3 separate regions of the Homo sapiens genome follow, and all the other regions are linked to region 2. A link is a loop called in an ENCODE intact Hi-C map of the cell type or tissue named here. Cell type or tissue: dorsolateral prefrontal cortex. All regions are shown on one strand. Region 1 overlaps NECTIN1 (nectin cell adhesion molecule 1). Region 2 has its middle 100 kb from the start of LINC02744. Region 3 has its middle 19 kb from the start of LINC02744.

Region 1 (8,000 bases), 220 kb after region 2:
TCAGCACAGAGAAGGGGGAACCTCAGGGAAACTTTCAGAACACGGTAGGGCCTGGCTTGGTGAAGCCAAAGATAGACTTATTCAGCAAGCATTTCTTGAGTAGCTACTTTATGCTGAGCACCAGGGATACTGCAGTGACCTAGAGACCTGGCCTGTGGCCTCTCGAGCGGAAGAGAGGGGAGCAACTTACTGCACTGACCATGGGTTTTGGGGCCCTCAGAGGAGCCTGTGTTGCTACAATATCCCCGTCACGCTGAGGAGGTGAGTGAGCATAAGCCCCAAATTCCCACTCTTGGATCCCAGACTCCCTTGGGGGGTCATTTAGATCCTCCCCCTGCCTTGGGTCAGTACAGGTCCTGGTGTTATTAATGCTATTGATGACGCTCAATAAAGTGAGTGAAGTAAGGATACAAAGACATGAAGTATACAAATGACAGCAAGGACACGGCTTGTGGGGAGTTGCAGGACTCAGGAGAGAGCTGGAGTGTACAGCCTAGTGCTGAGGACAACCGCCCCACGTTAAGGGAGCTGAGCCAAGTTCAGGGGTAAGGAAGCCCAAAAAAAGGACATTCTAAAGGGGATAACACAACCCATGTGGAGACTGGAGGGAATTTCACTCCCTCCTTCTTGCAAATGTCTGCTCTCTTGACTTCCATTGCAATTTGTGTAGTAACAAATATTTACTAGCATCTGCTATGTGCCAGATGCTGCACTGGGCACTGGGGATACAGAGATGGAAAGGACAGACCCTGCCCTTGGAGGAGTTCACAGTCTGGTGGAGAAATCAGATGTGTAACCACCACCTTCCAAGGCAGGAAAGAACCAAGGTAGAGGTGGCCAGGTTAGCTCTGGTGGGGAAGATCAGGGAAGCTCCCAGGAGGAGGTGGCCTCAGGGGGCCATCCACAGGTGGAGAAGGGGAAGGGCCATCTAGGTGGAGGGAGCTGCCTGGGTAAGAGTCTAGGAGTGTTGGGTGGATAGGCTCTGTGCTCCATGGAGGCCGGGACTCAATTGCTCCTTGATATGACCCAAATGCTCACACTAGATCCTGGAATATGTCACTCGGCAAATCGTGGCTGAATAAATGGGAGGAAGAGGGAAGGAAACCGGGAATGTGGCATGTTCTGAGGATGGGCCCAGTCTGGTATGGTGGGAAAGTGTGGCTGATGGAGAGATGTGGACAAGAGGCAGGTGCAAGGAGGTCTTGCCAAGAGAAGGCATTTACATTTGGCTGTGAAGGCCATGGGGAGCCAGCGGAGGCCTGGCCTTATGCAGTGCCCACTTCCCTCTGCCTAGCTGGGTAAGAGGGGCCCAGCTAGTGCACCCCAGGGGATGGGGACTCAGCTGCGAGGGAGAAGACAGCAGGGGTGGCCATGATGACAGCCACCGTGGGCCTTCAAGCTCATCCAGAGCCTCCTGCCTCTGACGCACCTTCTCGTCCATCACGCCATTTGTTTCCCCCAGTAACCTCGTGAGGTAGAGAGGACTGGATTCTCCACCCCATATAACAGAGGAGGAAACCAAGGCCCAGGAAGACAAAGCAGCCAGTGCATGGCTCCTAGGCTGGGGCTCTGCTCGAAAAGCAACCAAAAATGAGGGTGCAGACGTATGTTTACTAACACAGAGTGATGTTTATAATCTATCCCTAAGTAAAAAAGCAGCTTATGGGATAATATGTACAGCATGATTCTGACTTTTTAAAATAGATAGATGGTTATGTGGATATACACAGATATAAAGTAAAAGGAGATAGATCCTTCAAGATTATCCTGAGCGGAAGGATCATGGGATGTTGTCACTTTCTTCTCATGATTTTTCAGTGTTGCCTAGAGTGTTTTTATAACAAGTAATTAATATTTTTACAATCGGAATAAAAACAATAATGACTGCTATAAAAGACAAGGCCAGAGCACAGGGAACTGTGTGGGTGGGGGGAGGCTGTGCCTGACACTGACCACTTGCTGCCATCCTCCTGGCCAGGCGTCCACTCCCAGGTGGTCCAGGTGAACGACTCCATGTATGGCTTCATCGGCACAGACGTGGTTCTGCACTGCAGCTTTGCCAACCCGCTTCCCAGCGTGAAGATCACCCAGGTCACATGGCAGAAGTCCACCAATGGCTCCAAGCAGAACGTGGCCATCTACAACCCATCCATGGGCGTGTCCGTGCTGGCTCCCTACCGCGAGCGTGTGGAATTCCTGCGGCCCTCCTTCACCGATGGCACTATCCGCCTCTCCCGCCTGGAGCTGGAGGATGAGGGTGTCTACATCTGCGAGTTTGCTACCTTCCCTACGGGCAATCGAGAAAGCCAGCTCAATCTCACGGTGATGGGTAAGCTGCCCTGGGCCCCCTCCCTGTTCATCCAGAGGCCTGTGACCTCGGGGCGTGGCCATCCTCAGGATGCCTCAATGACCCCAGACATCCCCCTTGGGTGGGCATGCTGCCATCATTCTAGGCATGAGGCTTCCAGTCCCTTCTAGCCAGGCCACCCCACAATTCACTAGGGATTAGGGGCAGGGGCTTATCTCTAGACAGTGGGGAACGTGATTCTTCAGGTTGAAGCCCACAAGGCACTGTGCTGGCAGCAGCATCAGACACCACGGTAAGGAAAGGAGCCACCTGCGCTGCTTGCCTTAGACATGCTGGGACTCCAGGAGGCCTAAGCTCGATGACAGGGATATGACTAGTAGGGCAGGGAGGACATAACGTTAGACATGATGAACTTCCTGCAAGAGGTTCTGGGACAGTCTTTGGTGCAGCACAGCTGAGAGGCAGGGATGGCCAAGGGGACCTGAAGACAAGGCCTGACGGATGCCACGCCCTTTTGGCCGGTGCATCTTGGACAAGTCAACAGGGCTAGTCCCATCACTCTCTCTGCTTCCTCGCAGCCAAACCCACCAATTGGATAGAGGGTACCCAGGCAGTGCTTCGAGCCAAGAAGGGGCAGGATGACAAGGTCCTGGTGGCCACCTGCACCTCAGCCAATGGGAAGCCTCCCAGTGTGGTATCCTGGGAAACTCGGTTAAAAGGTGAGGCAGAGTACCAGGAGATCCGGAACCCCAATGGCACAGTGACGGTCATCAGCCGCTACCGCCTGGTGCCCAGCAGGGAAGCCCACCAGCAGTCCTTGGCCTGCATCGTCAACTACCACATGGACCGCTTCAAGGAAAGCCTCACTCTCAACGTGCAGTGTGAGCAGGGCTGGCTGCCAGGGGCCTCCTGGGGTGGGCGCCACTGTCCCTCCTCCCTCCTCCTCTCCTTTCTCCTCCCTTTCTCTTTCTGGGGGTGCTTTCTTCTCCCCTCCTGTCTCCCCTATCTCCTCCCTTTGCTCGTTTTCTCTCCTCCTTCCCTGTCGCCCTCCTGTTTCCACTCCCGGGCTCTGTGATTGCCACCCTCCCACCCACACTTCCCTCTCTCCTGGCTGTTTCCATGCCACTGCTCCTTCCATCCCTTCCTGGCTGAAGTTCCCTTGTTCTAAGTCCCGCTCTCCTGACCTCACCCTCTTCAAACATCCCTTGCCCCACAGATGAGCCTGAGGTAACCATTGAGGGGTTTGATGGCAACTGGTACCTGCAGCGGATGGACGTGAAGCTCACCTGCAAAGCTGATGCTAACCCCCCAGCCACTGAGTACCACTGGACCACGTAAGTGCTGCAGGGCTGACCAGTCACCTTGGAAGACAGCTGACTGGACCACGGGTGATGAGGGGCAACCATCCTACCTCCAGGAGCCTTTAGGCAGGGAAGAAATTAGGGTCTGGGCTCAGTAAGAAGCGGGGCCATGAGAGAACAACCCCCACCCCCAACACACACATATACATTACGTCCATGTGTGACAGTGTCAAGGTCAATGGAACAAGCTATTCTGCCAGAGGGGTTTCCTTTGTGATCTGCTTCCCTCCCTCTTCCTAATAAAGAGTTTTGTCGTTTTCCTTTGGTGATTCAGTCTGAGTCACTCCCACCCCAACCCCCCAGTATTTATTTTTATCAAGGTGTCCCCAGGGAAGCCAGTGTTCTGGAGCATCTCAGCTCTTTCTTTGTCCCTATTCCTTCTCTCTGGCACCCCCAGATTCTTGGGGAGGAGGCAGCAGCCAGCCTAGAATGCCTGTGCTCATGGAGCACGTGCCCTGCGGCCCACCATCCCCTTCTTGGCCTCACGGTCTTCGCCTTGCCTTGCCTTCGCCTTCTCCCCTCCAGCCGGCTCTGACAGCTGGGGCCAAGGCTCTTCCCAGAGAAGAGCTGGATGGAACACACAGAAAGACAGGGACGTGGGGAACCAAGGAGAAGGTTGATATGGGTGGCCAGGAGACAGCTGCCCAGAAGGAGTCTGCCTTCTTTTTCTGGGGAGCAGAGGGCACTGGTATGCCCTACCTATGATCCTCCACTTCCTGGAATAAAAAGTGCTTCTGAAGGTGTGAGTGGGCAGAGCCTGCTGGCTGGTTTCAGCTCTGTGGACCCAGGAGCTGCTAGGTTCAACAGAATAGCTTTGTGGCCTTTGAGGGTCAGGAGGAAGGAAGAAGATCCTTTGTCCTTGGCAAATTTGCAAGTCACTTCCCACATGAAAAGGTCCTGTGACATTCCCAGCAAAAACACAAAGTAGTGGAATGGAACATACTTCCTATCTCGTTACCTGAGTGGCTTGTCAAATACAGATTCCCAGGTCTTTGCCCCAGTGGTTCTGCTTCAGGAGATCTGGGGTTAGAACCAAGGCATCTGTATTATTATTTTTTTTTTTTTCTTTGAGACGGATTTTCACTCTGTCACCCAGGCTGGAGTGCAATGGCGCAATCTTGGCTCACTGCAACCTCCGCCTCCCAGGTTCAAGCAGTTCTTCTGCCTCACCCTCCCGAGTAACTGGGACTACAGGCGTGCACCACCACACCCAGCTAATTTTTGTACTTTTAGTAGAGATGGGGTTTCACCATATTGGCCAAGCTGGTCTCAAACTCCTGACCATGTGATCTGCCTGCCTCGGCCTCCCAAAGTGCTGGGATTACAGGCGTGAGCCACCACACCTGGCTGGCATCTGTATTATTAACCAGCTGCCCAGGAGACCAAGGACCAACAACCATGAGACGTGAATGGAAAGTAGAAAGAGCACTTTACCAGGAGTCCCGAGAATTGGCTGGAGCTCCCATGCTGCTGCCTGCTAGCTGTGGTTCCCTGGCCTTGAACCTCAGGTTTCATCTGTTAAGGGGGACCGGCACCTACCTAGCCTGCCTATATTCCCATATTATGATCAAATATGAAAAGCTGAATAATATAAAACTACCAAGTGAAAGAGATTATTATTATTATTTTTCTTCCTTCAAAGACAGACTCTACCACACAAGCTCAGCAAAAGGCTAGGGGGCCTGGAGCCAAGTGGGTGACCCAGGAACAGCTTCTTGAGGCTGGAGAGTCATAACCCTACGCTGTGTCTCCCACTTCCCACAGGCTAAATGGCTCTCTCCCCAAGGGTGTGGAGGCCCAGAACAGAACCCTCTTCTTCAAGGGACCCATCAACTACAGCCTGGCAGGGACCTACATCTGTGAGGCCACCAACCCCATCGGTACACGCTCAGGCCAGGTGGAGGTCAATATCACAGGTAGGAAGCTGCATCCTCCCCAGCCTCTCCGCACCCACGGGTTCCTTCGCCACCTGCATCCCTCACCTTTGAGCAATGCCACTGCAGGAAGATTATCTCCTTTTCCTGCTTCTCTAGTTCTCCCTTGAGCTCTGGCCATTGGTTTTGCTTTGCTTTTCTCTTTCTTTCATTAAAGGGTGCAAATGAGACAGTCAGGGTGACCCCCAATCAGAGAGGGGCAGGAGGAAGGCTCTGAGAGGGAAGAAGGAAGTGCTGTTTACAGCAATGCTGTTTTGGGGGCCAATAGAACCTGCCCGTAGATCTGCCAGCAGAACACGCTGTGGGATGCTGGCATGGTGGGGATAGGTTTGCAGGTGGAGCTCATCTCCTCCAAGCTCTGCACCTGTGGTCAAGGACCTCTTCATGGGCCAGAAAGTGAGGCTTACCTCAAGCAGGGAGACTGGAGAGAAAGCGAAGATGTAGCCCAAAGCCATAGTGCTTTGTGTGCCCTGCAACTGAGCTTTCCCTGCAGCTTTCTGTCAACTTATCTATCCGGGCAAAGGGAGGACAAGAGCTAGGATGTTCTGAGGAGAGACTTCACCTGGGACGTGAAAGGAGCATGGGCTTGATGTCAGACAGCTGTGACCCTGGACAGGGCCCCCCCCACCATCTGTAAAACGGGGACAGTATGATGTACCTTGAAGGGCTGTTGTCAGAATTCTACGTGATGTAAGTCAAGCACCTAGCACAGATCAGTCTGTCAATAAATGGCCAATGTTCCGTGATTATTACCCTGACCTCCATCATCATCATTATTATTAATGGAAGCATCAAAACAAGTCCACACAGGGGTAAACTGCCATCACAACTTCACATGGGGAGCGTCTTTTACAGTGGACCTGAGCTATCTGCAGGGTGACAGGGTGACCGAGTGTCTTAAAAAAGGAAGTGGTGTCCCACTGTGACTGAGATATAGGAAGTAACATGCTCAGGGACACAGAAGACTGGTCGGCAGTTGCTGGGCTCCGGCCACAAAGCCACTGCACACCTGCAAGCCACGAGGATTCATGAGCTCTGAGCCAGTGTCTCGGGAGTGGGAGACCTCATTTGTGGGTATATTTAGGACACAGCTGCAGAAAGAGCCACGTGAAGTTGTCCAGGGTCTGCGCCTACCTGTCCTCAGAGCCGTTCTGTCACGTCTCTCACCCAGGGGCGGGAGTGTGGAGCCACCTGCTGTTGTCTGCAATCCCTGGCCTTGGCCCCGAGACTAGTCATAGGAGGAGGAGCATCAGGGTTGGAGCCTGGGGAAAGCTGGGGGGTTTCCACGGGTTGGCAGGTGGAAGGGGCCGGTGTCACACACTTCTCCCCAGCGGGGAAGGTCCAAGTACAGCTCAAAATGAGCCTCATGGTTACCCAAGCTCCAGCTCTGAGATACTGGGGGAGTCAAGGGGGAGGTGGGAAGGGCAGGGCCTGTGTTCCATGTGGAGTGGCCATAGGGAACATGACCACCCCTCAGGGAGGCACTGTCACATGGGAGACAGCACAGACCTGGCCTGAGTGTTCACACACTGGCTCTTCCTAGCTGTGTGGCCTTGAGCAAGTGCTTCACCTCTCTGAGCCTTGGCTTCCTAACCTCTGATATGGGGATACTCACACTTGTCTCAGGCTTCTTACGATCATGCAGTACTCCCTGCGTGGTGATACCTTCCCCTGATGGTGGGCTATCAACATGTGAGGGGTGTGGGCTGGGGGCAGGAGGGCCGGGCCACCTAGGGTCCCAGCTGGAAGAGGGACACAACATGGCTCTTGCTGGCAGCCCCGTTAGGCAGGAGCCAGGGACGCATGGCACTCACTGAATCATTGATAGGCCCAGGCGCTGAGCGGCTGGCCTCTCTCGGAAGGGACTCTCAGCCCCCTCCAGAGGACTCAGGGAGTTGGCCTGAGCCTTCTCAGGGCTGTTTGTTCTTGTGCTCTCAGGCAATTTCCAAGCAGCAGCTGACCTCACCACCCTCCATTCCACGTCGGCCCGTGCCTGCCACATTCTCTGGGGAGCCCACCCCGCAGGGCACAGCCATGCCCTTGCTCTAAGCCCCACTGGTCCAGAGGGAATGCATGAGCGAGAGGGATAAGTGGAAATTTAATTTTTCATTCTGGGCATTCGTTCGGGTAATAACTTTACCCTGGGCACATCTGGAAAGGGAAATGAGGAGTGACTGGGGCAGGGCAGAAGGTGGGCAGCAGGGGGTGTGCTGGAGGGACACGCATATGCAGAACACGTGTGTGCTGGGCCACTGCACACCTGCGCAGACTCGCTTTGGCATGGCTTCTTGGGGACCTGGGCCCCTGAGGAAGGAGCACTGAGTGGTTGCTGGGAGATGAGTGAGTAGGCAGGGCTGGAGGGCGGGATGCCCAGGCCAGGGAAGCATGGGAAGGAAA
Region 2 (8,000 bases):
GGGGCCATTGCTGTCTCTATGTGCATGTGGACTCCAGGGTTCTCAAACTTGGCTGAAGATTAAAAATCTTTAAAAAATTTTAGATCGGAGCCTTTAAAAATCTCAGTGCCCAGGCCACACCTCATTCCAATCAAAATGAGAATTTCTGGGTAGGACTCCAGGCATTAGGGTTCTGGAAAGCTCCCGGGTGATTCCAACCAGTGGCGCAGGTTGTTGGCCTGTGAGCACCCCTGTGGGCCTGCGCAGGAGGAGGGAAACTGTAGTTCCTTCTGAACTGCTGCCTCTAAACTCAGCTCAGAAAGACTCACAACACTATTCGAGGCAGGACCAGCCCTGTGATCTCTTCTCTGCCATTCTCCTTCCTCCAAGCCAAGACCTGGAGGCAGGAAGGACTCCCGCTTGCCTTCCTGTGGAAGCCTTCGTTGGGTCCACAGTGCTTTCCACATGTGCAGGGACCTTCTTGTCTGTGGGGCTGAAAGGCCCCTTTCATAGAGAATGGACACTTCGTACGGTCTGGAGGGCCCTCAGTGACCCTTGGAAGTTCACCAGGGCTGGCTGGCTCATCGACAGGTGGGCTCCCAGTGTCTGTCCTGGTCAGGAAATACTTTCAGGAGAGAGTCTATCAGACCCATGCTGGAGTTTTGCCAGGGTGAAGGGGCTACATTGAGGACCCTTACGGTAGAAAAGGGGCTGGTGCCCAGCTCTGGGGGCAGAGCACCAGGTAAGGGCTAGTGGAGCCCTATCTGGTCATAGAAGGGGTGCAGGATCTCTTTGGGAGCATCTGTCACCCACTGATGACGTGGTCCTGTGCGTCCCATGGAGAGGGCAGGTTTTCAGGTCCTGGGGATTCTGAAGCATGGTCCATGGTGCCTGGAGGTTACAGACAGCCCAGTTCTCTCTGTAGTGCCTGAGGGCTCTCCACCATCACCCTACCCCACAAGGGTCGGGGTGGGGCTGGGAAGGACCAGTGCTGACACTCTGCAGACTGCCACATAGGACGAGACGGAGTACCCGTGACCAGAGGATACCCTCCACTCAGGGTGGTGCAGCCCCCTGGAGGCCCCGTTAGAGAGGGCCTAGTTGTCTAACCAGGCTGCGTCCACTGCTAGCTGATCAAGGGCTTCTAATGAGCTCTGGGCTCCCCAGGCTCACCTGGAGACAAATAACCGGCTTGGCTTCATGGTCCTCTTGGCCATCCCTACCCACACCTGCCTGCTCACCTCAGCTTCTTTCTCCTTTCCGCTCACCTCTGGTTTGTCAAAAACTTGTAGATCAAGCTGAGAGACAAAGCCCTCACATTGATTCACTGAACCTTACGACTGCTTTGAGTAGAAATGTGAGACTAGGTGCAGTGGCTTATGCCTGTAATCCCAGCACTTTGGGAGGCCGAGGTGGGTGAATCACTTGAGGTCAGGAGTTTGAGACCAGCCCGGCCAACATGGTGAAATCCCCATCTCTACTCAAAATATAGAACTTAGCCAGGTGTGGTGGTGGGCACCTGTAATCACAGCTCCATAGGAGGCTGAGGCAGGAGAATCACGTGAACCTAGGAAGTGGAGGTTGTAGTGAGCTGAGATCGTGCCACTGCTGCACTCCTGCCTGGATGACAAAGTGAGACTCTGTCTCAAGAAAAAAAAAAAAAAGTGAATTTTCCAGATGATCCAAACAGGAAAGGCAAATTTTAATTTTGGGTCTAGCCACTGTAGTAGCCATTATTTAACCTATTTTAGCCACTGCATTGTACACATTAAATCCCCCCAACTCCCCATTTTACAGGTGAGGAAAGTGAGGTCCCAGTACATACAAACATTGACTTGACTCAAGAGCCCACACATGTCATTGCTGTGTTCTGTGTGACCTCCAGGATCCTTCACACTAAGACCTAGAGGTCACTCTCATTGCCCCTGGAAGGGACCAGAACCCCTGTCCCTGGGAAATGGAGGACAGACTTCTGTAGTTGGTTGGATCAACACTGTCCACTGAGAAACAGGACACCTAGAAGCAGGAGATCGGGGGAAGAGAAGCCTTGGCAATGCCCTTTTTGACCCGCTGGATGAAAATGGCCTAGTGGGCTGAACCCCGGTTTGGGCAGGAAGGCGAGATTTGTAGGCCCAAGCCGGCTCCCATCTCTGAGGCTCTCCCCAGCCTGCTGGGACATTTGAGGAGGAGGCTAATGTCAAAGATGGAGTGGCCCAATTTCTGTTCAAATCTGATATGGGGAGCCAGGAGGAGGGGGACGAAGGTGTGAGGAGAGGGTGGGCCCACTTCTCCAGCCGCAGCTTCCCTAGATGAAGCAGAGCAGAGAATCCCCAACTCTGGTCTCACACGCTGGGTGACTGAATTTGAGATAAGCATCTCATGGTGTCCCTCTGTTAACATCTTCTACATCGTACTTGTATCCCATCTTCACTTACTAGCTGTGTGATTTGGGGCAATTTCTGTTTGTCAGTTTCTCCATCTGTGAAACAGGTATAATAACAGTATCCAGCACCCAGGGTCGTAGTGAGGCTTAAACAGTTAAATGTGTGTAAAATACCCAGCACAGTGCCTGGCACACAGGCAGTACTCGGTCAGTGTTAGCTAGTAGTAACAGGTCTCTTCTGAGACAGAGTAATTTCTTTTTCCATAAGCGACACTTTGGATAGATCAGAGAACTTTCTTGCCTGTTACACAGGCTAAGACACGTAAGATTATTCTACAAAGAAAACAGAAGCATCTCCTTCCTGGGACCCTTGTAGAAACTATTGTGTTTCAGGCAAAAATGATAATAAACATGTGTTGAGGGCCTACTGTGTGGTGGGCACTTCTGTGTGCGTCATCTCATGGAGCCCTGCTAGCCCTCTGCAGGTGTTTTCCTTTTATAGAAAAGGAAGCCCAGGCTCAGAGGAGGTTAAGTGCCTTGCCCCAGTTACAACTATGGTCCGAGCCTCCTCGCCCCTGCCTGCACCCGGCGACAGAAGATGGACAGACAGTATGACCTTCAGAAAACCTCTGTAACCCGAGGAGTCTCACCTGGGCTTGCTCAAGCCATCAGCAAAATGGAGATCTGAAAATAATCATGCTCCATTCAGAGTGTTTCTCTTCTCTCTCAGTAATACATTCTCCCGACATCCAGCAGAGCAGGGGGGTGGCCGGCCCAGGGCACTGACTGACATCTCTGAGCAGAGCTTTTCAGTGGACGGAGCGCAGACGGCATTGCGTCTGCAGAGGCCCGCGGGCAGGGTGATTGCTGGGCTCCCGCAAGAACAGGCGGTCCTTGGAGGCTTTTGACTCACACTTTGTAAATTGGTTTCATGCATGGGCTAACAGTGGGGGCCTGGCTAGATAATAGGATTTTCCAACACAGCTCTTTCCCCCTCATCTGCAGCCACCCAAATCTCCGTGCAGAGTGCCTGGAGGGGACGTGATGTGCTTGGCAGGGAGCGCCACGTCAGGCTCCACAGTCCTGGTTGGGGTGATGCGTGTCTAAGAGGCCATGGTTCAGAGCAGTGTCGGAGAGCAGCTTATGTGCTCCACAAGTAAGGATGGGGGGTGTCCCAGGCAGGCACCCACAGCCAAACCTTTCCATGGTGGGTGGGTGTGTGGGGGTTCTCAGGAAGTGCCAGGTCCTCAGGAAGCAGCCTGTGGGGCCAGGCTACTGCTCACGGCTGACTGCAGGGTACCACCAGCCTCGACTGTCCACAGCAAGTCCCTCCATGCCCAATCTGACCCAGAGGGAGGCACATCAGAGCCCAGAAGCCCAAGCAGCCCAAGGGCAACCATATCCCAGAAGCAGACATTCGTGAAAGTGTTGCTGGAGAAGCGTTCTCAGGAGAAATGGGGAGAAGGAAGGAAATAAGGATGTGGTCTGGGCCCGAGATCAGCTTCAGTCTCAATCCACCGGGAGCTTAGGAGCACAAATGATACCACAAGGTCAGGCTCACCTTGAGGCAAGGGGCCCGGTCTTTTTTCCCTACTGTCTGTTAGTCGGTCATCAGCTGTTGGCTTAGGGCAAGGGAACTGAGAAGGCATGTAGCTAGCCTCTGATGGCAGGCAGCTCCTACTCAGCTCAGGTGAATTATCCAGAGAAGGGGCAGCTGGGGGCTTTAGTGGCCAACACACACAGGGGCTGGGGGATGGGCTGCACCCATCCAGCAAAGGGGACTTGGGGGGGTACCAACATCCCTGCACCATGCCCATGGGAGTACAGCCAGGGCACAGCTCAGCTGGAATGCTGTCAAGAGCAGCCTGGTGATTCTGACTTGTAGAAAGCTAGAGGGCCGACGTGCCAGACAGCTGTACAATGGGCAGTGTCTGTGACAGCCTCAGCCATCCCCCAACACCCTTACGCTGACACTACAAAGCCAGTGATTCTCAAATCTGCCCTCTTATCTTTTCCCAGCAGGGCCACAGGGCTGCAAGTTTCATCAAGGGCAGCATCTGGGAGCCTCTGCCCAGGGCCCCTGAAGCCAGGGCCAGCCCCATCTGCACGAAGGCACACAGACACCTATCAGAGTTAGTCTGTGACGATCCAAAGCCTCCTACCCAAGAGCCTTTAATACAAGTTTGCTGCTGAAACACAAATATCCGCCTTCGATGCGGAAGAGAGATTAAATTAGGAACAATCTTAATTCTTTCTGGCAGAGGGAAGCGAGCGAGAGCTGTCAGTTCCCCAGTGATAGATTGTTAAGGAAATCCAGGTTTAAAGGCATTTCATAAGTTTGCTTTTGCCTGCTAATAAAGAGAGTCAGCTAACGGAATCCGATCACCAGGCGAGATCGTAATGAGATAATGCAATGTGTTCCACAGAGACCCAGCCAGCTCCTTGAAATTCCTCCGAGAGAGTTTCTGAAGTACCACGTTGTGACAAGGAAGGAAAAGTAAGAGGAAAAGAGAGAAGGGGAAATGGGCATAATTAGCCAAGTAGATTAGGTGATTCAACAAAGGTCATACGGTCTCAGCAGGCTGAGGGGCTGTGATATTTATCACCTACCTCCCACCTGCTTCTTGGTCTCCTGGCCTGCGTGCTTTCTCAGTGAGACGAGCAAGCTCAGACTCATGTTCCTGGAATATGCAGAGATTGGAGGCCTGATCACAAGCAAGGTGCCTGGAGTCCTCACCTGGTAGCTGGGAGTGGGCCTCAGCGGAGTCTCTTCCAATACCCCAAGGGTTTGAGGGAAGGGGCTGTGTTCTGAGGGACCCTCAGCCTAGGCTTGAGGTCACTCAGCCCCACGTCCAGCTGGCTGTCAGCTGCGCACTGAGTGTTCAGGTTGGGTGGCTGCGATAGCTTGGGCTCTGCTTTAAAGGTGTTTGGCCCCTGCCCTGGGGGTTGTTCTGGGGCTGAATTACACCCTGGGTTTATGCCGTGGTCTGGGCTGGGCTAACTCTGTGTGTTCACCTGGACATCAATGGTCAACCTATTTGGCAAACCAGAAAAGCAGACTCATCCACATGCAAAGAAAATGTAATTCCGGGCTTAAGGCAATAAAATAAACTTCCAAACTCCTATTTACTATTTCAGCAAGCTCAGCCCCCACACCCACTCGGCTCTTGTCACCACCCTTGTAGGCATGGACCACCTTTTTTTGTTCTAAAGGACTTTGAGAATCTGAAGGCTATGAAAACCTCTTTCCAGAAAAAGTGCAGATACACATAGACACCAAGTTGTCATGTAATTTTAGGGGCTTACAGATCCTGATCCTGAATCCTAGCTTTCAAAACTCTGGAGAGGAGGGGGTGATCCTCTCTTTGGTGCACCCTGTGCAGACAGATGCAGCCCAGGCAGGAGGCCGTCTGGAGCTGGTCCGGCCCTAGAGACAGGGAGGGCAGTTGCATTTCCTGTACTGCCCAGATTGTGTTTCCAGGCCTCTGGGTATCTGGGGTGAAAGAGAAGCCAGTGGCCAGCAGGGCAAACAGTGGTGACCGTGGAGGCAAGAAGTGAAGGCCAGGGATGGTGACTCGCAGGTGCAGGTGGCAGCCCACATGATTGTCTCTTATCTTGTGGGATCTGTCACCCCCCCTCTGTTCCCTAAATGGCCCAGTAGATGGTCCCTTGGAAGGAAAAGGGCTTTTGTACATGCTTGGAAGGCAGCACAGAGTAGGTGCTGGGAGACCAAGTCCTCTGCTATAGCCAGAGGGAGAAAACCCCAAGGGACAGAATGGTGCTGGCTACATGGGAGAGGTAGAGGTAACTGAGGCTCTGGAGCCTGGAAGGACTCCCAGAGGGAGGATGGGTATGGGGTATTGGAGACTGCTCACTTCCTGCCCGGGGACTGGAGGGACTCTGAGCTGACTGTATCCATAAGTTTAGACACAGCCGTTGGCGTTGCTGCCTAAAAGGGGCTTCTTTCTCTCAGTGATCACTAATGTATCGTGTCCCTGTAATTGTGTATTGTATTTTGGCGTTGGTGCATCCAGAGGAGATTGGAAATCCAGATCGAACCCTCTGTCCCTGGCAGGACATCCATCACACACTGAGGGGACTGGGTAAGGTGAGGGAAAGGGGCAGAAAGTCAGGGGGTGCTCAGATGCAACCAGAAAAAAGTGGGGAGCCAAGCAGGGGAGGATTTTCTCTGGATCTCGGAAACCTTTGTGGCCCAGTGCCCGGCTAGCAATGCTTACACTGCTCATGTGTCTGGACTTGCAGAGAGGATCAGGGTGTGGGGAATGGGGGCCCTGGCATCCCAGGGGCCTAGACTTGTCTCTCAGTCATTCAATGACGAGCATTACTTGGGTACCATCTTATGCCAGATACTGTTCTAGGCACTGGGGATACCACAGGAAACAAAATAGACCACGTTCTTGGAGTAGGTATGCTAGTGGAGAGGCTCAGGCATGGATCCTGGTCTGCACATGTGGGGACCAGATGCCCCACCATCACCAGATAAGCTCCCCAGCCTCCCGCTCTTGCAGGGTGATAGGATAGACCCTTCCTCAAAATGGATCAGGGGAAGAGCTACAGGGCCTCTGGCCCCCATCCTCCCACCTCCATCTCCTTGAGCTAAGAAGACAGACATCAGGGTCCATCTCCTTCCACCACCCACCTCACCAGGGTCTGGGTCTGGCTCTGGCAGGACTCGCTGAATGGGCTGTGGCTTGTCACTTCCCTCTCTGCTCCTTGGCATTCTTAACTCTAAGATGAGGCTAATGACACCAGCTCCAGGTGTCATCACATCACCAGAATTCTATTAGGACCATGGAACCCACAAAAAGTCTGGTCGGAGAAGAGACTTCAGGAATCCTTGAGCCCAATGGCCTCATTTATATAAGAATAAACCAAGGTCCGCAGTGGCTCCTACTGAGATCTTGTCTTAGAACGCTCCTGATGGATGAGAGGCTCTTTGTAAACATGAGGGGTTGTTTTGCTACTTTTGCTATTTTTCATTTGAGGTCCACTGGCTGGCCTCCCACGGCCCAAGCAGAGAAAGGAGGCATGAGCCAAGAGTCCCCTGTGGGTCCCCAAGTCCTTCATTTGTCCTCAAAGACCTTGTTGGCCTCAGGCCCCATGGAGCTCCCCCTGCTGTGACTTCCCAGTCCCTCTAAGAGGACGGAAGCTGTTTATTGCTTTCTTGCATGGTAGGGGAGGCTGGAGTTATAGGCTAATTAAACCACAGACAGATTCCTCAGCAGTTGGCTGGGACCATAAGTGCTGTTACAACAGTAAAAGGCCAGAGATGACAGATGGAGCTTTTCCAGGATTATGTCACCACCGACCCCGAACATGGCCTCCACTGCACCCCTCAGCTTCAGGGCCATGCTCCATAGGGTGATTGCTCTGCACCAGGGAAGTCTATAGACGATTAGGGGAAAAAGCAAAAACAAAAGACAGGAGTGGAACGGGCTTAACCCAAACGCAGTGTCAAGAAGTAGCAACCTGACCACACTGTGGTATCCCTGAAAGAATAGGAACCTGTCCAAGATTCTTCTCAAAGGGAGAGCAGGGATGTTCTTCCCAAAGTCGAACTGAAATCCCTTCTGCTGCCAAGACAGCAAAGGGATGGGGACAAGGAAGATGATTTGCC
Region 3 (8,000 bases), 84 kb before region 2:
GCCATCCCATGGTCATAATCTAAGTGGTGGAGCTGGGTCAGAGCCCCAGGCCTCTTCCGGCTCCCAGTTCCATTCGTATTAAACCGAGGGGAAATTTCTGGAGAAAGCAGGACTGCCATTGCAATTGAAAATAACAGCATGTTATTTTAAAATGCAGCTGGGGAGGTCCAGGTCTGAGATCAGGAAGGTCATCTTGGTATAGAAGGTGTCAGAGGAGAAGAGGTGATTGAGGGAGGCTGAGTGAGCCCCTCCCTTTCGGAACGTAGAGGCTTCCGTGCACCAGGGGAACAGCCTCTGGAGTCCACTGGCACCCAAGCCACACCCTTGCCAGGGACAGCCTGGAATGGGGCTGCTTGTTTGCCACATCTCCTGAGGGCAGAATTTCTAGCTCATTCATCCTGGAGCTTCCTCTACTACCTGACTCCAAGAAGGGCACACAGTAGGTGTGCAACAACCTGAACTGCAGGCTTCACGAGGGCAGGAACTGGGCCTGCTTTGCTTATTCCTATAGGCTAACCCAATGCCTGGCACATAGTGGGTGCTAAATAATAATACTGATAATGATAATGAGTGAGTGAGTGAGCAAGTGAATGAACAAGTGTTTGTTGCATCAGGTGGAATGGTCTCTCCTCTTCTGACCTCACCCTCCGGAGCCAGCAGTGGTGCCCACCCTTTCTGACAGAGGGGCAGTGACCCATGGGATGTGGACAAGGAAAAAAGCTTATTGCTCTGGCCTGCTGGGGCTGCATCTTGGGACTCTGGGACCCCAGCTCTTAGACCAGAAATGGAGCTCCTCACCCCTGAAGCTCTGTTGTCTCAGGAGTCACTGGTGCAGGAGAGGGGTCAGTGGCCTCAGATGTTGGGAGGAGGAGGGAGGAGAAGAGGGCGAGGGAGGGTGCCCCTTCTCTGTCTGCCGGCTCAGCCCTCCAGGCTCTGGTCGTGTGGTGTCTTATCTTCCTGCTCATTCTTCTCATTTTCTGACCAGCTGCTGGGGCAAGAGGGACCTGGGCCTTGCCTCTGCTTGTGGGCACCTATCTGGGCTTGGGGAGGGTGGAGAGGGCACACGCCAGTCCCTGGTTGTGGAAAAGGACACTCCTACAGGCGGAAGCACGGAAACCCATCTTGTGAGATTCCCCCATTGTGGCAAACACAGAGGGGGCTGGTGGTCGCCGGGGCGTCCCTCACTCCCTGTGTTTGAAATGGGTTTCAAACTGTTCTGAGAATCATTATGGAGAAAATCAAGGACCTCCTGAAGGGCAGGGGGCTCCAGGGAGCTGTTGGGAGGCAGAAGTCCTCTACCGGAAGACTTGAAGATGAAATGAACATGGTGCATCAGATGCGTTTTGAATGTGAATTCACGCGAGCCGCTTCTCCCTGCCGGGGAGCTGTGTGCCTCAGCAGTGGAGCTGGACCCTCCTTCACCACCTTCTCCATCCTCACCTTGGCACCCTTTACTGGTGCCTAACCGACTCATGACCTCAGGGAGGGTTTTGCCAGCACAAAGATGCTTTCCAGGGGCTCTCCTCCCGGGACTTGGAATAATGCAGTGTAAACCTCGCCACGTTTAACAGCAGACACCGCGTTTCTCACTACAGCTTTGTCCCTAACTGGCTGCATGACTCCGGACTAGTCACAGGCTCAGACACTCAGTCCTGTCTTCTGCAAGGTGGGGACAATAACGACGGCACCCCCTTCCTGGACATTCCTGCCCTGGGAGGCCTCATGAGCAGAGGCCAAGGCGTTTCCTCTTTGCTCCCTCAGCCCAGCACAGAGCCTGGCCCAGGGGAAGTGCTGAAGGATGAAGGGTAATCAGGAGGGGCAGATCAGCGGCCCCATGGGATAGTGTGTAAGCGCTCCCACACAGGCAGCCTCAAGGGGACCCTTCTGCCCCAGTCTGCGTCTGCCTCCATGGCCTTTCTTCTCTAGGCATTTCTGAGTCAGGCAAATCTGCCCTGCCCCCTTACCTCCTTCCCACATAGCCCTCTCCTCTTCCCCATCCAACAGACCTGCTGCAGTCCCTCCCTTTCCTGTCCAGTTATTTTTCCATCTCCACAACCAGATGCCAGCCTGTCTGTCCGGTCCCCCCAGGCCCCTACTCCATTCCTCTGTGTTGGCTCCTCCCGCCTCACCAACATATCTCCTGGGAGTGGGGGCAGCCTGCTGGCCACACCTCTGGACCCAGCCTGTCCACTATCTCCTGGACTCTGCATGGGCCTCCAGTGCAGGCCCCTTCTGGACGTCCTCTCCCTGTCAGCCAGAGTGAGCCTTCTGAACTGAAAGCCTGACTGTGCAACTCCCTTGCTTAAAGTCCTTCAGAGACTTAGCCGTTATCTTTTTGTTTAGTGAGTTAGTCACCAGGTGCTCGGGATAAAGAAGTCCTAACCCCTGGACATATACACAAGGTCCTCTGTGACCTGCCCTGGCCCAGAGCTCCTGCACCTCCCTAGGCTCCAGGCATGCGGGGCTGCTTGCAGGTCCCAGAGTGCTCTGAGCGCACTCAACGGCTTCCTGCTGCACTCTATCTTCTCCCTCTTGCTCCACCTGCCCCTTGTGGCTTCATTAACTCATCTTTTAAGACTCAGTTGTGATATCACCTCCCGCAAGAAACCTTCCCTGAGTCACAAGGCTCCTTCATATTCAGCCATGGGCTTCTACGGCATCTCTGCGTGTCCCAGCATACTTGCCATTCTGTAAGCTCTGAGCATGACCCACCAGGCTCCCTCTCCTCTGTGAGCACCACGAGGGCGGGTCCACAGCTTATTCCTCATCACACCACCAGCACCCTGTGCTGGGTCTAGGTGTTTGTGTGTCCCTAACAGTCATACGTTGGCATCCTAGCCTCTAGAGTGATGGAATTAGGAGGTGGGGCCTTTGGGAGGGTGGGGCCTTCATACACGAGAATAGTGCTTTTATAAAAGAGCCCACAGAGATCCCTTGCCTCTTCCACCAGATGAGAACACAGAGAGAATGCCCTCACCAGACACCAAATTTGCTGGTGCCTTGCTCTTGCACTTTCCAGCCTCTAGAACTGTGAGGAATAAATGTCTATAGTTTATAAGCTACCTAGTTTGTGGTATTTATTTTATAGCAGCCCAAATGGACTAAGACACCCTGCATACAGTAGGTTCTCACAATAGGGATTTTGAATGAACAACCACATCCATTGACCCTTGCTTTTCTTTATTCTTAAGTATATTTTTAAGTTGTATGCCCTGCAGCAGGGGCAGGCCTACTGAATAATGACAGGTATGATTAATTAAGTACTTAGTATTTGTCGAGCATCTGCTAAACTCTTAACATTCATTAACATTCTCATTAAATCCTCATTACCTGAGGTAGGTACTACTGTGGGTAATTATCTCCATTTTCCAGATAAGGAAACGGAGGCTGAGAGGGGTTGGCTACCTTGCCCCAGACCACACAGTGAATGACTGTTGAAGCCTGCACTTGAACCCAAATGTGTCCAACTCCAAGGCTCGGGCACTTAACCACTGGGCACACTGTCACCACCCACCCCTGGAGGAGCCCCCCGGCCTAGCCCCTGAGAAGCCAGTGTCAGATGGGAGGCAGCTCGGCTGTCCTGGCCCCTTACCATGTCTTGGCGTCTGCAGTGCTCTGTGGTTGCTGTCCCTCTGTACCAGGCACCCCCTGCACACACATCAGAGGGAAGGCTTGTCACTCCAAGTCCCAGCTGGCTTCTTCCTGGGACCGGCCCAGCTGTGGCACAAGAGGTGGTGGTGCTGTTTCCTCTTGCGGGTGGTGGGCAGGGAGGGTGAGTCTGGGCCCCGCTCCCCACTGGCTATCTGTTGAATGACAGCAAGCCAGAGTGTTTGGGTGGGTGGTGAGCTTTGAGGGCCCACCGGAGACTGTTAATTTTGGCTCTGAGTCCGCAGTGGAGCTAAATGACTGGAAAGCTCCCTCGAGAGGGATGTGTGCAGCCAAGGCAGCTGCAGCTCTGATAGCTCCACCATCTGCCAGCGCCGAGATCAAGTCACTTACTGGGCGTCCTGGCGGGAGCGGCTTCTGTATCCAAGCTGGGAGGGGCTCCGAAGCCAATCACTGCCCGGTGGGGGGCCAGCAGTGTTAGATGCAGAGGGAAAATGCTTCAAAGCCTTCCAGGGCCCCAGGAACTCGCACAATCTTTCCAACTAGGGAACTCATCTGGGAAGCAAATTCCAGGAGTAAAGAGGTGGATTTCTTCTGCCTCATTTCCAGGGAGGAACTGGCCCCAGGCTGGGGGTGGGGTCTCGTGGGGTGGGTGAGTGTCTTTCCAGACTCTCCCCATGTGTCCGACAGGGCAGCCCAGCAGGGCCTGTGCTTCTAACTTTCTGAGTAGGATTGGATTCCAAGAAACAGGAACCAGAATTTGTCAGAAACGCCTCCTGGAGGGAGAGTTTGCCCCCAGAGTGGGTATGCTATTATTGTACTATTGTTGCACCTTATACTTGGGCTTATATTTGAATACTTAGAAAGAAATCAACACCATGCAGAGGAGATCGCTGGGAACTCAGATTCACAGGTCTGCAGTGGGGTCTGAGAACTTGCTTTTCTCACAGCTCCCAAGTGATGCCGATGTTGCCTGTCCTGGATAATGTGGCTTCACCCTTTACTGGCTAGAACACATCGTTGAGTCTCTCCAAGGCTCATTCCCTCACATGTAAAATGGTCATGACAATAGCCACCTATAGGCTGCCGAGAGGATTAATGAGCTACCATATGTAAAGTCTCAGTGAGTTGGGGAAGACCCTGTGGTAAAGCACCTGACATGTAGCAGGTGTTCAATACAGGTGCCTTCTCTTCCCTCAGTCGAGATGATTTTGCACTCTTAATTTCATGTGAGCCAGTGAGGCGAGCAGAACAGGAATTGCTCACCCCTATTCTACAGATGAGGAGCCACTAGTGCACTGACTTAGTGGCTAAGGTAGACCCCAAGATTCTTGCTGAAAGCTCAGTGTTCTTCCCACCACAACACTTTTTTTCTGGTCAGATGAGAGATTTATGTGTCTACCAGATGAGGAGCAAGTCGATACTAATGATGAAAACCCTAACAATACTGCAGAAATCTGTGTGGGACTCTCACTGGGCACATAGCCACAGCCGGCCTTCTGGAGTCCTGGGAGACAGCTCGGAACTTGGAAGACAATGTTCCATTACATGGCTCCCCTCTGGGCCTGCCTGTATATTGATCTCAACAAGCATTTCAGGGAAGAACAAATGCTGGGGCCATCTTCCCCCATGGGGAAGGAGGCAAGCGGATCAGAGATGAAAGGTAGAGCTGCTGTTGTCCCGTTTGTGGCCCAGGGGCCTGTCTTCCTCCCTGACCCCAGCCATCAGAGGTATCTAGATAGACAGGGCTCAGAGAAGACAGCAGGAGGGACCTCTGGCCAGACTCCACATCTGTCTGCCACAGCTCTGAGGGGCTTGGAACGATTCAGCACATTCTTCCCTTCTTCCCCAGCCTGCCCAGCCACATGTTGGCCATGGCCTCTCCAGCTGCCCTCTCCCCTGCTCTGGACGAAACCTGGGAAAAACTGTCTGGGGCCCCTGGAGTTTCTGATGCATTATGTCATTTACCTCGTCAGGCATTCTCACTCACAGATGTCAGTCCCGGTAGTCAGAAAAGCAAATGGAGCCCCAGAAGACAGCAGAGGGCACACTGGATCCCAGGCTGGGGATGTGATCTTGCAGCCTGTGTGATGTCTTGGGGTTGAACCCTGCTCAAGCCAAGGCCTCCAGTTCCCATTTGGACTCTGTCACAAGGGAATTCCACATGGCATTCCTGGATTTCACATTTCCATTTCAGCTATTTGTGAGTGTCCTCAAAGTCCTCCATCTGCAGCCATTTGTCATTTTGCTGAGACAGGAAACTGAGCCCCATGTGCCATGAGGCTGGTGAACAGCAGCAAGCTTCAGTCAGCAGGGAGTCAGGCCCAGGCCCCCTCTGCCTCTCAGACCAGCTAGGTTTTTTTGTTTTGTTTTGTTTTTTGTTTTTGAGATAGGATCTCATTCTTTTTGCCCAGGCTGGAGTCTGGAGTGCAGTAGCACAATCACAGCTCACTGCAGCCTCAACTTCCCAGGCTCAGGTGATTCTCTCACCTCAGGCTCCTGAGAAGCTGGGACTACAGATATGTGCCACCAGGCCCGACTAATTTTTTTGTATTTTTTTTTAGTAGGGATGGGGTTGCGCCATGTGGCCCAGGCTGGTGTTGAACTCCTGGGCTCAAGTGATCCACCTGCCTTGGCTTCCCAAAGTGCTGAGATTACAGACATGAGCCACCGTGCCCAGTCCTGTCTTTGTTTTATAGAGGAGGAAATGAAACCACTGTACGGCATTGTGTGGTTGAAAATATGGAGATGCATTCACAATAGCAAAGTCAGAGAACCAACCTCTGTTACCATTCACTGATAACTGGATAAAGGAAATGTAGTGTGTGTATGTGTGTGTGTGTGTGTGTGTGTGTGTGTGTGTGTGTGTGTAAAATGGAATACTATGCAGCCATGTAAAAGAATTTAAAAGAATGAAATCATGTCTTTTGCAGTAACATGGATGGAGCTGGAGACCATTATCCTAAGTGAAATAACTCAGAAACAGAGAGTTACATACTGCATGTTCTTACTTATAAGTGGGAGCTAAACAATGGGTACACATGGACATAAAAAGATGGAAACAATAGACATTTGTGACTCCAAAAGGGGAGTGGGGTGGAAGGAAGTGAGGGTTGAAAAATTACCTGGGTGCATGGGTGCACCAGAAGCCCAAACGTCACCATTATGCAGTAGATCCATGTAACAAACCTGCACATCTGTTCCCTGAAGCTGTAACTATAAAAAAGAAAGAAAACGTGAAGATAGAAGACACCCTTAGGTTTCCTGTTTCTCAAAAAGGCTCAGGGTCTCCTGTACCTTATTTTTAGAGACTCCCCAAGACTTGTGGAAAAGGAAGAAACGACGAAGACTAGACTCTTGTTGTAAAGTTCACAACATCGGCGGCGTTTCTAGAAGAAACATCCAGCCTGTCTCCTTTCCAGTTATGAGGTCCAGGAAAGAGACATCACAGCCCCAGGGAGCCCCTTCCACCAGGTCAGGGGCTAGTTTGCCACTAGATTCCTCAAATATTCCACTAGAAGGGCATGGCTTTGGCGGGGCACCAGGCCCCCTAAGATCTTAGACTACCTGCACCCCAACTGTCAGACTGTCCCCTAGTTAGCTCCAGCACCACCCCAGGCAGGGGCACATACTCCAGGTCCTGCCATCAGCATAACGACCCAGTCTGACATGCACTTTACAGTCATGAAACACTTTTACCTGTGTTGTCTCACTGGACCCACACAACAAAGTAGAGTAGGATGGGTGTCTGTCTTAGTCCTTTCAGGCTGCTATAATGAAGCATCACAGATTGGGTGGCTTCCCAGCAACAGACATTTATATTTCTCACCACTCTGGAGGCCTGGACATTCAAGTTCAAGGCCCCAGCAAGTTTGGTGTCTGGTGAGGAACTGCTTTCTGGCTCATAAATGGTGGTTTGTCTCAGTGCCCTCACATGGCAGAAGGGCAGAAGGATAAACAGGCTCCCTTCAGCCCTTTTACAAGGGCACTAATCCCATTCAGGAGGGCTGCACCCTCACGACCTAATCACCCCCAAAGGCCTTACCTCCTAACACCATCACTTTGTGGGGGTAGGATTTCAACATAGGAATTTTTGAGCGACACAAACATTAAGACCATAGCAGTGTTGTTATTGCCAATGTACAGATCAGAAAACCAAGGAGCAGACACTGGGCATCCTGCCTAAGTCATAGGAAGAAAGTGGGGACTCCAACTGAGGTCTTCCAAATTGTGTAACAAACACCACCTTCTCTTAATAATCTACCAGTGCTCCCCATGATACCTGACGAAATGCAGAAAGCCTTCATGGACGTAATCTCATTTTAATCTCATAACAACCCTGTGAGGCAAGCAGCAGTAGGTGCTATTATCCCCATTTTACAGGCAGAGGATCT

What was found. A loop is a pair of places that touch in the nucleus more often than their neighbours do. Peaks named below come from ENCODE experiments on the same cell type or tissue, not always from the same donor. Only the 100,000 strongest peaks of a DNase experiment are listed, where the experiment ranks them.
Region 1: it touches region 2 in a loop (2.3-fold over the local background); 2 of 110 quality-filtered maps call a loop at or near these places.
Region 3: a loop joins it to region 2, with 11 times the contacts of the local background. A loop is called at or near these places in 4 of 110 quality-filtered maps.

Annotation. Positions count from the first base shown.
Region 1 is chr11:119,672,744-119,680,743 of GRCh38, reverse strand. It overlaps NECTIN1 (nectin cell adhesion molecule 1), which reads left to right. Exons shown (of 6, transcript NM_002855.5): 2 at 1,979-2,329; 3 at 2,887-3,189; 4 at 3,525-3,642; 5 at 5,434-5,585. Among named protein-coding and RNA genes, the nearest start is that of NECTIN1-AS1, 33 kb to the left of the region's middle. RefSeq lists enhancers at 3,731-4,025, 6,546-6,595, 6,616-7,165. In dorsolateral prefrontal cortex, a CTCF peak has its summit at 6,761 (motif pointing left); a DNase peak (open chromatin) is centred at 6,804; H3K27ac peaks cover 4,380 bases.
Region 2 is chr11:119,887,899-119,895,898 of GRCh38, reverse strand. No RefSeq gene overlaps it. Among named protein-coding and RNA genes, the nearest start is that of LINC02744, 100 kb to the left of the region's middle. RefSeq lists an enhancer at 2,950-6,878. In dorsolateral prefrontal cortex, a CTCF peak has its summit at 4,324; DNase peaks (open chromatin) are centred at 3,178 and 4,258; H3K4me3 peaks cover 1,273 bases; H3K27ac peaks cover 3,011 bases; H3K27me3 peaks cover 922 bases.
Region 3 is chr11:119,971,745-119,979,744 of GRCh38, reverse strand. No RefSeq gene overlaps it. Among named protein-coding and RNA genes, the nearest start is that of LINC02744, 19 kb to the left of the region's middle. RefSeq lists enhancers at 805-1,679, 3,834-4,516. In dorsolateral prefrontal cortex, no CTCF peak of the experiment used is centred here; DNase peaks (open chromatin) are centred at 2,812, 3,694, 3,984, 5,104 and 1 weaker place; H3K4me3 peaks cover 2,966 bases; H3K27ac peaks cover 6,336 bases.